Regions from separate parts of the Homo sapiens genome. Here region 2 is linked to region 1. A link is a contact called in ENCODE Hi-C or POLR2A ChIA-PET data. All regions are on one chromosome and are shown on one strand. Each heading gives the region's core, a stretch centred on a gene start or an enhancer-like site at or near the end of the contact. The rest is flanking DNA. Distances are from core to core; before and after follow the strand shown. Region 1 overlaps CDH2 (cadherin 2). Region 2 overlaps CDH2 (cadherin 2).

The links. Hi-C counts contacts between places; a loop is a spot of excess contacts on that map. ChIA-PET counts read pairs that join two places held with the same protein, here RNA polymerase II (POLR2A). Pooled maps may share reads with other maps.
Region 2: a map of heart right ventricle shows a loop between it and region 1 (2.5-fold over the local background). The contact joins two enhancer-like sites. A Hi-C loop is called at or near these places in 9 of 168 maps with a recorded cell type or tissue (Caco-2, HepG2, Right ventricle myocardium superior and 3 more) and 3 of 50 pooled maps. POLR2A ChIA-PET finds 5 or more read pairs at or near these places in 3 of 52 experiments (AG04449, HepG2 and MCF 10A).

The regions. Positions count from the first base shown.
Region 1 is chr18:28,109,198-28,112,764 of GRCh38, forward strand. The region is part of intron 2 of CDH2 (cadherin 2); the gene reads right to left. Among named protein-coding and RNA genes, the nearest start is that of CDH2, 66 kb to the right of the region's middle. Within about 2 kb of position 1,997, at least 4 of the 41 ENCODE cell types and tissues checked have a DNase peak (open chromatin) inside an H3K27ac peak, as active enhancers do.
Region 2 is chr18:28,150,654-28,154,220 of GRCh38, forward strand. The region is part of intron 1 of CDH2 (cadherin 2); the gene reads right to left. Among named protein-coding and RNA genes, the nearest start is that of CDH2, 25 kb to the right of the region's middle. Within about 2 kb of position 1,923, at least 2 of the 41 ENCODE cell types and tissues checked have a DNase peak (open chromatin) inside an H3K27ac peak, as active enhancers do.

The sequences.
Region 1 (3,567 bases), core at 747-3,246:
ATAGAAACAAGGTATCTATGCTGCAAAATAAATGTATTTTAGTAGACTGGCCTGTGACCACAAGTAAGCTTTTTCTGTTTAAAACAAATGTTTAACACTGTTATGTCAGAAAATGTTTTACTAATTTGCAAAGAAGTGGCAAAACATGAAATGCCCTCCAATTTTAAGTGGAGGAATTCCTACATCCCTACACTGTTGGAAGTAAACAGTAAAGTTTTTCTCCTCCTTACACAGTTCATGCGGTAGTTAAAGAGGAAGATTCACTGAACATAATGAAAACTTACAGCTGAATTCTTTGGCCACACCTCTGTTACATTATTATAGTAATACATAGAAACAAGACAATAGGAGGAGCTGGATAGGGAATAACCATACAAATAAGAAACTCTGCACTGTTATTCTCAAAAACTGGAGAATTATTTATTATTGCAAATTTCAGTATCATTCAAGACAAAACCAAGTCTTAGCTTCCAGGTGAATTCACAAATAACTGGTGTCAAAAATCTCTTGACACTTTTCTCTAACACTTAAGTATATGAAACTCTTTTTTAAAAATTCCACGTCCAGGTAATCTGAAGATCAAGAAGAAAGCTTTTCTTACAGTTTATGAAATTATAGATTCTTACAATAACAAAAAGCACATAGTGTCAGCATGTATAAAGTGTTATTGATTCCTCTTTCATATGCCAAAATAGTACTTTCAAAAATGCGGGTTAACAAAGGCTATTCCTTTCCTTTTTTGAATGACTGCCCAAGAATGTACATACCATACTTTTGGAGAAAATCACTTTTGACAGAAGGAATTGTCATGGCAAGAGCATACAAATACAAGGCCATATGGTGTCCTTTTCTGAGGTAAGAGGCAATAACCCAACACACTTAGGAGTTTATTCCCTTTCTGAATTAAGAACTTGGTGTTGCCCATGTAAACACATGAAATGAGAACACACTCATGCTGTACTAATTACATACAGGGACCTCTGCTGTTATCTCCGCTGTTTAGCATTATCCCGTAGTTAATTCTGCTTTGCTTTAGTTGCAGCCAAAGACTAACATAACAAAACAGTGTCTCCCTACATGGGACCCTCTGTCAGCCACATGCTTTCACTGCATAAATTATTTCTTGAGAATGAACCTGAGCCCTTTGTGAGATGCTGAGTTAAGGCCAGGAGTAAGAGACTGCTGCAGCCACTTCAGCCAGGAATTCAGTCAGAATCAAATTTAGGAAAAAGGGAGTAATGCAGACAGACCAAGAAAAGAAGTCAGTTGACTGCGGCCAAATGCACACAGCAATGGCCAATTCTCATTGCAAAAGCCTTTGCTTTTGTTCCTCATGCCTGAAATAACGACTCTGTTCTGCAAGCTACTGGGCCAATCTACCTAAGCAATAGCAGGAGTCATGAGAAGTGGGATCATGAATATAGATGCTTTTGGGAAACTAAAAGTAGACTGAGGATTTCTTTTTGCCACTAAAAGAAAGAAATTAATGATCGTGAAATCAATGCATACTGTAATTGCTAAAGTGAATATGTTATTTACTGCAACAAGAATTCAAATGAAAAAGACACCTATATCTATATAGGCTGCAATGGAGGCCAAAGAGAGGTGGTAAGATGTGGCCAAAGGTATCCAGCTGCACAGGACAAAGATGGCTATAGAACCCAAACCACTATTCTCTAAATTGTTGGTTCTCTTCGCCAAGCCACGCTCTCTCCGGGGTCCACTTCTAGATCAAGCAGGACTCGGAGTACATCAAGCTAAATGAGGTTAGCATGAGAAAGGAAAGAGGCTGAAAAAGAAAGAAAATGCCCATCCAGCCATCGGTCTGTGCAGAGTCATGGAAGATGGGCCTTCTTGCTCAGTGTTGCAAAAAGAGAGTTCTTATCAGCTCTCCTATCGACTCCCAAGCCCAGTCTGCAGTGGCGCCCCTGGCCTACTTACAGGCATTGGAAAGAGGCAAATCAAATGCTGCCAGGGAAGAAAACAACAGAGGAGGACTTCTATTATCAAACCTCAAAGCCTCCGCAGCTTAGCCTCAGCCTTCTCCTCTGTCCCGGAGCCCACTTGCTGACCTAGACAGAGATATTTCGAGGCATGGGTGTAGCACGTGCATACGTGACCCCAATCCCAAACCCCCAAGCAATGAAATTTCATCTGGATTTTCAATATTAGTTAGCATAACTTTGGAACAGAAGTGGCTTTTTAAAAGACTGAAAACATGTATTCGAGGTAAGAATGTTGTCCACATCAAAGAAAAAGAAGGAAAGCACTCCGTCCTATAATTTGTGGGAGCAAAACGATAATCTTAGAAACGATCTATCCAAGACCTAGCATTTTATAAATGAACTGAGAATCAGAGAGGCAGGTGCCGGCTCTCTGAAATTCAAAACACTGAGTTCCCAGATGTCTTGATCAACCTGAAACTTTTGAGTGAAGTCAAACCCTGGCAGAAAGAACACTCAACCTCAATGTCAGAGTGCCAAATTTTGCGTTAACCCATGCTATCAATTAGCATAAAGATTGAAAATGTCATTCACCTGTTTAAACCCAGTATACTAATATGCAACAGGGAAAGATTAAGAGCTTGAAACACATGATCTTTCAAGTTTTTTTTCTCAGATGTAAAGTTCTATGATTCTGTTCTGAACTGAATAAGAATAAATAACAAGAAAAAAATGTAAACAGTTTAAACTGCAGTTAAAATAATTACTTTCAAAATTTTAAACTAACAAACTTTTACAAGTATACCCTCATTTTTTATAGATTTTCTTCCCTGGCCTCTGCCACACATATTCTTCTATCTACAAAACTAGAAGGACAGTCTGACCTTAGCATTTAAGGGTAACAGACAATGAGCCCGACAGACAATTAGCTGTTAACAGTTAGATATATTTAGCATTTAAGAAATGTACTATCAGTACACTGAAAGTATTTGGAAAGTTTAGTCATCAGCAGATAGAGCATGAATCACGTCCATGTCACCAGCAGACCACTTATCTAATCACCCCCACTATAAATGCAAGACTCTGTGTCTCCAGAGCTGGTTTGTTTCATATTTTAGCTCCACGGTCACAGGCAAATTCACTGAACCAAAATAAAACCTTCTGACTTGCTGTTTTCACTGTCCTAAAATGGGTTAGTGATGTCTTGCCCACAGAATTCCACACCATGATCTGAATGAGTGGAAAAAGATTCTGTCTGGCTCACAGCAGAGATGATACCAAATGGCCAGTAAAGAGGCCGACTCAAATTCCTTTGAAGGAGGCACCGAGGTGGTGGATTCAGCAAAAGGCTGTGAAGTTTATGTAAAATTTCACTCATAACTTCAAACGCACTTAAAATAAGTTAACAGGCAGGTTTTCTAAAAGAAAGTTTCTTAAAACTACATTATAGTTCTCATGATCATCTTTTTAATAAGCCAATAACCTTTACTACCATGAAGTATGTAGGCTCTTATAAATATCTTCTAATTAGTCATTCAAACCTTGTTTTACAGGAAAAGAGAAAAACAACAACAACAACAACAACAATTTCCCGAGGATCCCTGCCCACATTCAGAGTAGCAGA
Region 2 (3,567 bases), core at 673-3,172, 41 kb after region 1:
TTATTGAAAAAATGCTCTTAAAGCACATCTCTAATGAATACTGACTACTAATATTAAATATCCATGGAAGTCATGTCATACTTTGAATAATTTCATATTCATCTTAAATAGCTGAAACTTTCCTAAATTCTTCTTCCTTAAGACAAAACGGATCCACAAAATAATATAATCCTGGATCCAAAATACTAATCTATAATGTATTTTCTTAAAAACAATCTCCATAAAATTGTTAAAATATATATTCTCCCTATTTATTTCCTCTCTTAACTTTCAGTCAAAAAATAGCAAAGTTACCAAGTTCAAAAAACAAACAGGAAGCACTCAAATGAATACAAGCTCCCAGCTGGACATAGTGGAGGCTTACTTTGCACCAAGCACTGTGTTGGTAAATCAGTATCTCATTCAATTCTCCCTGCAACCCTACAAGGCTGTGACTGATACCAGGTATGAGACTGCAGGAGACCAAGAGCTGATGAGCAGAATCCCCTTAGGGGGGCTGACTGCACTGTGGTGGTAATCCTTGTTGGGCATTGGAAGTTCTCTGGTCTAACCCATAGCTAATGCCTGAATGTTCTACAACAGTAGCTCTCAATCAGGGACAATTTTGCTCCCCAGGGGACATCTATCAATGTGCAGACACATTTTTAGCTGTCACAACTGCGAGGGGGTGCTACTGGCTACTAGTGGCTACTGGCTCTCAGTTGGTTTCTGGCATTTTCTCTTTTTCATTATAAAATACGTAGAGCAGGGAATTTGCTAACCATTATACAACACACAGCACAGCATCCCTAACAAAGGAGTGCCAAGCTCAAAATGTCAACAGAGCCAAGGTTAAGAAAACCTGTTCTACAGCAACACATGAAAAAGAGGTATCTACCTACCCATTAACACTGCTATCGGTATGAGGATCACTGTCTGCTCAAGTAGCCTCATCACTCTTGGAACATCCTGCATCCCAGAAAGCCAAAACCCAGCCCCTGAGGCTTACTCCCACATAAAGTCATCACTCTGCCAGGCCTAGGATGAAATTCTGGAACTTCCAAGAGGAGAAAGAGGCATCCTACCCTCAACAAGTTATCTGTGGGTATGAGGAGGAGGTTGTGAATAACATACATTTCCCTAATATTTGAATGGTGCATGGGTTGGCAAGCTTTTTCTGTAAAGGGTAAACTAAGTATTTCAGGCTTTGTAGTCCATAGGATCTCTGCTGAAACTACTCAATCTGCTGCTGTTGTGCAAAAGCAGTCATAGACAATCAGTATATGAATGAACATGGCTGTGTTCATTCTAATAAAACTTCATGTATCCTGAAATTTGAATTTCATTCCATTTTCAAGTCTTGAAAGATATTCTTCTTCTTTTTCTTGCTTAAAAGCATTTGAAAATGTAAAAAATATTCTTGGCCAGACAAAAATAATGGCAGCAGGAGTGTAGTTTGCAGATCCCTCGAATAGTGTGTTAAGTTCCGTATCACATTGTTATCTCACTTCATTCTCACAATAGGCCCCTTAAGAGGGGGTTAAACTATCTGCATTTTGCTAATGAGCAAATCGATTCTCACACAGAGGTACAGTGAAATACCCAAGACCTCACATCCAAGAGAGAAAGGGCAGGATTCAAACTCTGTAGTCTTTCTAAGTACAACAAATAATTACAATACAATCTTTCAAGAAACATGTACTGAGTGTTCATTTGCCACTAGAAACAGAAAACAAGATACAGCCCCTGCCCTTAAGGAGCTCAAGATTTAATGTGGGAGGTTAAGATATGCAGAGGATATGAGCAAAGCCCAGGGCAGGGAATCTGGGGGCTTCCCAAGCAGAGAGCTGGAGTAGCAAGGCGCTAGAGAGTGGCAGGAAAGCCATCCTAGGCAGTCACTGCTTGAACTAAAACAAGGCAGCAAGAAACAGCATAGTGCCTGGGGAATAACAATGAGTTCAGTGTCGCCGGAGTCCAAGAAGCAAGGCAGGATGTCAAAAGTTGAGGCTGGAGAGTTAGACAGGGTTAGATCACAAATGGTTGGGGGCCTGGGGTTATCCTGTTGGCTGGGGGAGCCAGGGACAGATTTTAAGCACAGACCGAATGCATCTGACAGAGAATTCTCTGATAGTTTTGTGGGAAAGTGTGTGTGTGATAGGGGATGACAAGTGACAACTGGGAGACAAGCTAGGACACAGACCTGAGTCAGGGCAGGGGCTGCAAGGAATGAAAAAGGGGCAGATTTTGTCAATACCAAGATAGTTAAGATCGATAGGGCCTTCTGAGGCAGGGACTCACTGGGGGAGGGAGGGAGGAAATGATGCCTTCCCTCATGTTTCCAGCTGAGTGGCTGTGAACACGGGTGCCACAAGTAGGAAAAATAATTGCAAAACTATAATGTCAGGAACAAAGTGCTAAAGAAGCAGAAAGAATGGGATGATAAATCTGTCCGTGGAAGTCAAGGAAGACTCCATAGCTGAAGTGACATTTAGGCTCTGACTTTAAAGATGATTAAAAATTTGCCAGGAGAAAGAGGGGGAAGTGGAAAAGGGCATTCCAGGCAAAAGGTACAGCAGAACAAAGCCCCTGGTGATTTATGTTGAGCTTGTAGTCCACCAAAACCATCCTGATCTTTTTTTTTCTAGGCAACTGTTAAGTTATGGCTTCCTCCTCTATTATCTTTGCTGCTGATTTTGGGTCCTTAGGGGGAGCAATTTATATTTAACCCTCCAAAATTTGGTCTCAATAAATTAATAATTCCAGCTGGCTTTAGTCATTCCTTCCAGCTTTATGTATCAAGAAAGTCTAATGAGATACCCCAAAGTCTTCATGTAGATGCTACTTAGATGCTAAAAACAGGGTATGTCACATGCCCAGACATGGTTTGGGGAAATCTGCCCAGGGGCAACACCCCCCAACCCCCCGGGGCCCTAAGCCCTGGGCTCTTAAGAAGAGCAGAGTGACTGCAGCATGAACTTCCAACAGGTCAGACTGCCTGGCTTTAAATCCCAGTCCCATGGATACTATCTGCCAGACCTCTGAGAAGAAACAGTTCCCCATCTGTACAACAAGAGTACTAAAGACAGCACCAACTCATAGGGCAGATGAGAGGATTAAATGAGTTAATATGTGTAAAGCACTTAGGATAGTGTCTGGCACATGGTTATTCAATGTCTTAGCTATTTGTCATCACAGTACTAATACTATTGGGGCAACACGAATCCAACTCATGGTACATCTGCCATACAGGCCGGTAGGTCTCAAACTTACTCAACACAGCAAGCAATCTGGGACATTTGTTTAAAATACAGATTCTTGGGTCCTAGCCCAAGACTCATTAAAACAGACTCTCAAGAGGCATGATGGATAAATCTGTGTATTTAACAAGTGCCTGTGCTGCAAGTGGTGGCCACACATCCAGCCCTTATCTTTACCTCTGGAAACCTTTCTGAACGTTCTCAAAACGGCACAGCTACCTTTTGACCCTAGTCTTCAAACCCAATAGCTTAGCAACAACAAAAAGGAATACAGAAACCATGATTTTTCTGTTCTTAATCCCATGCTCTCTTTATTCTGAAAACTACACCT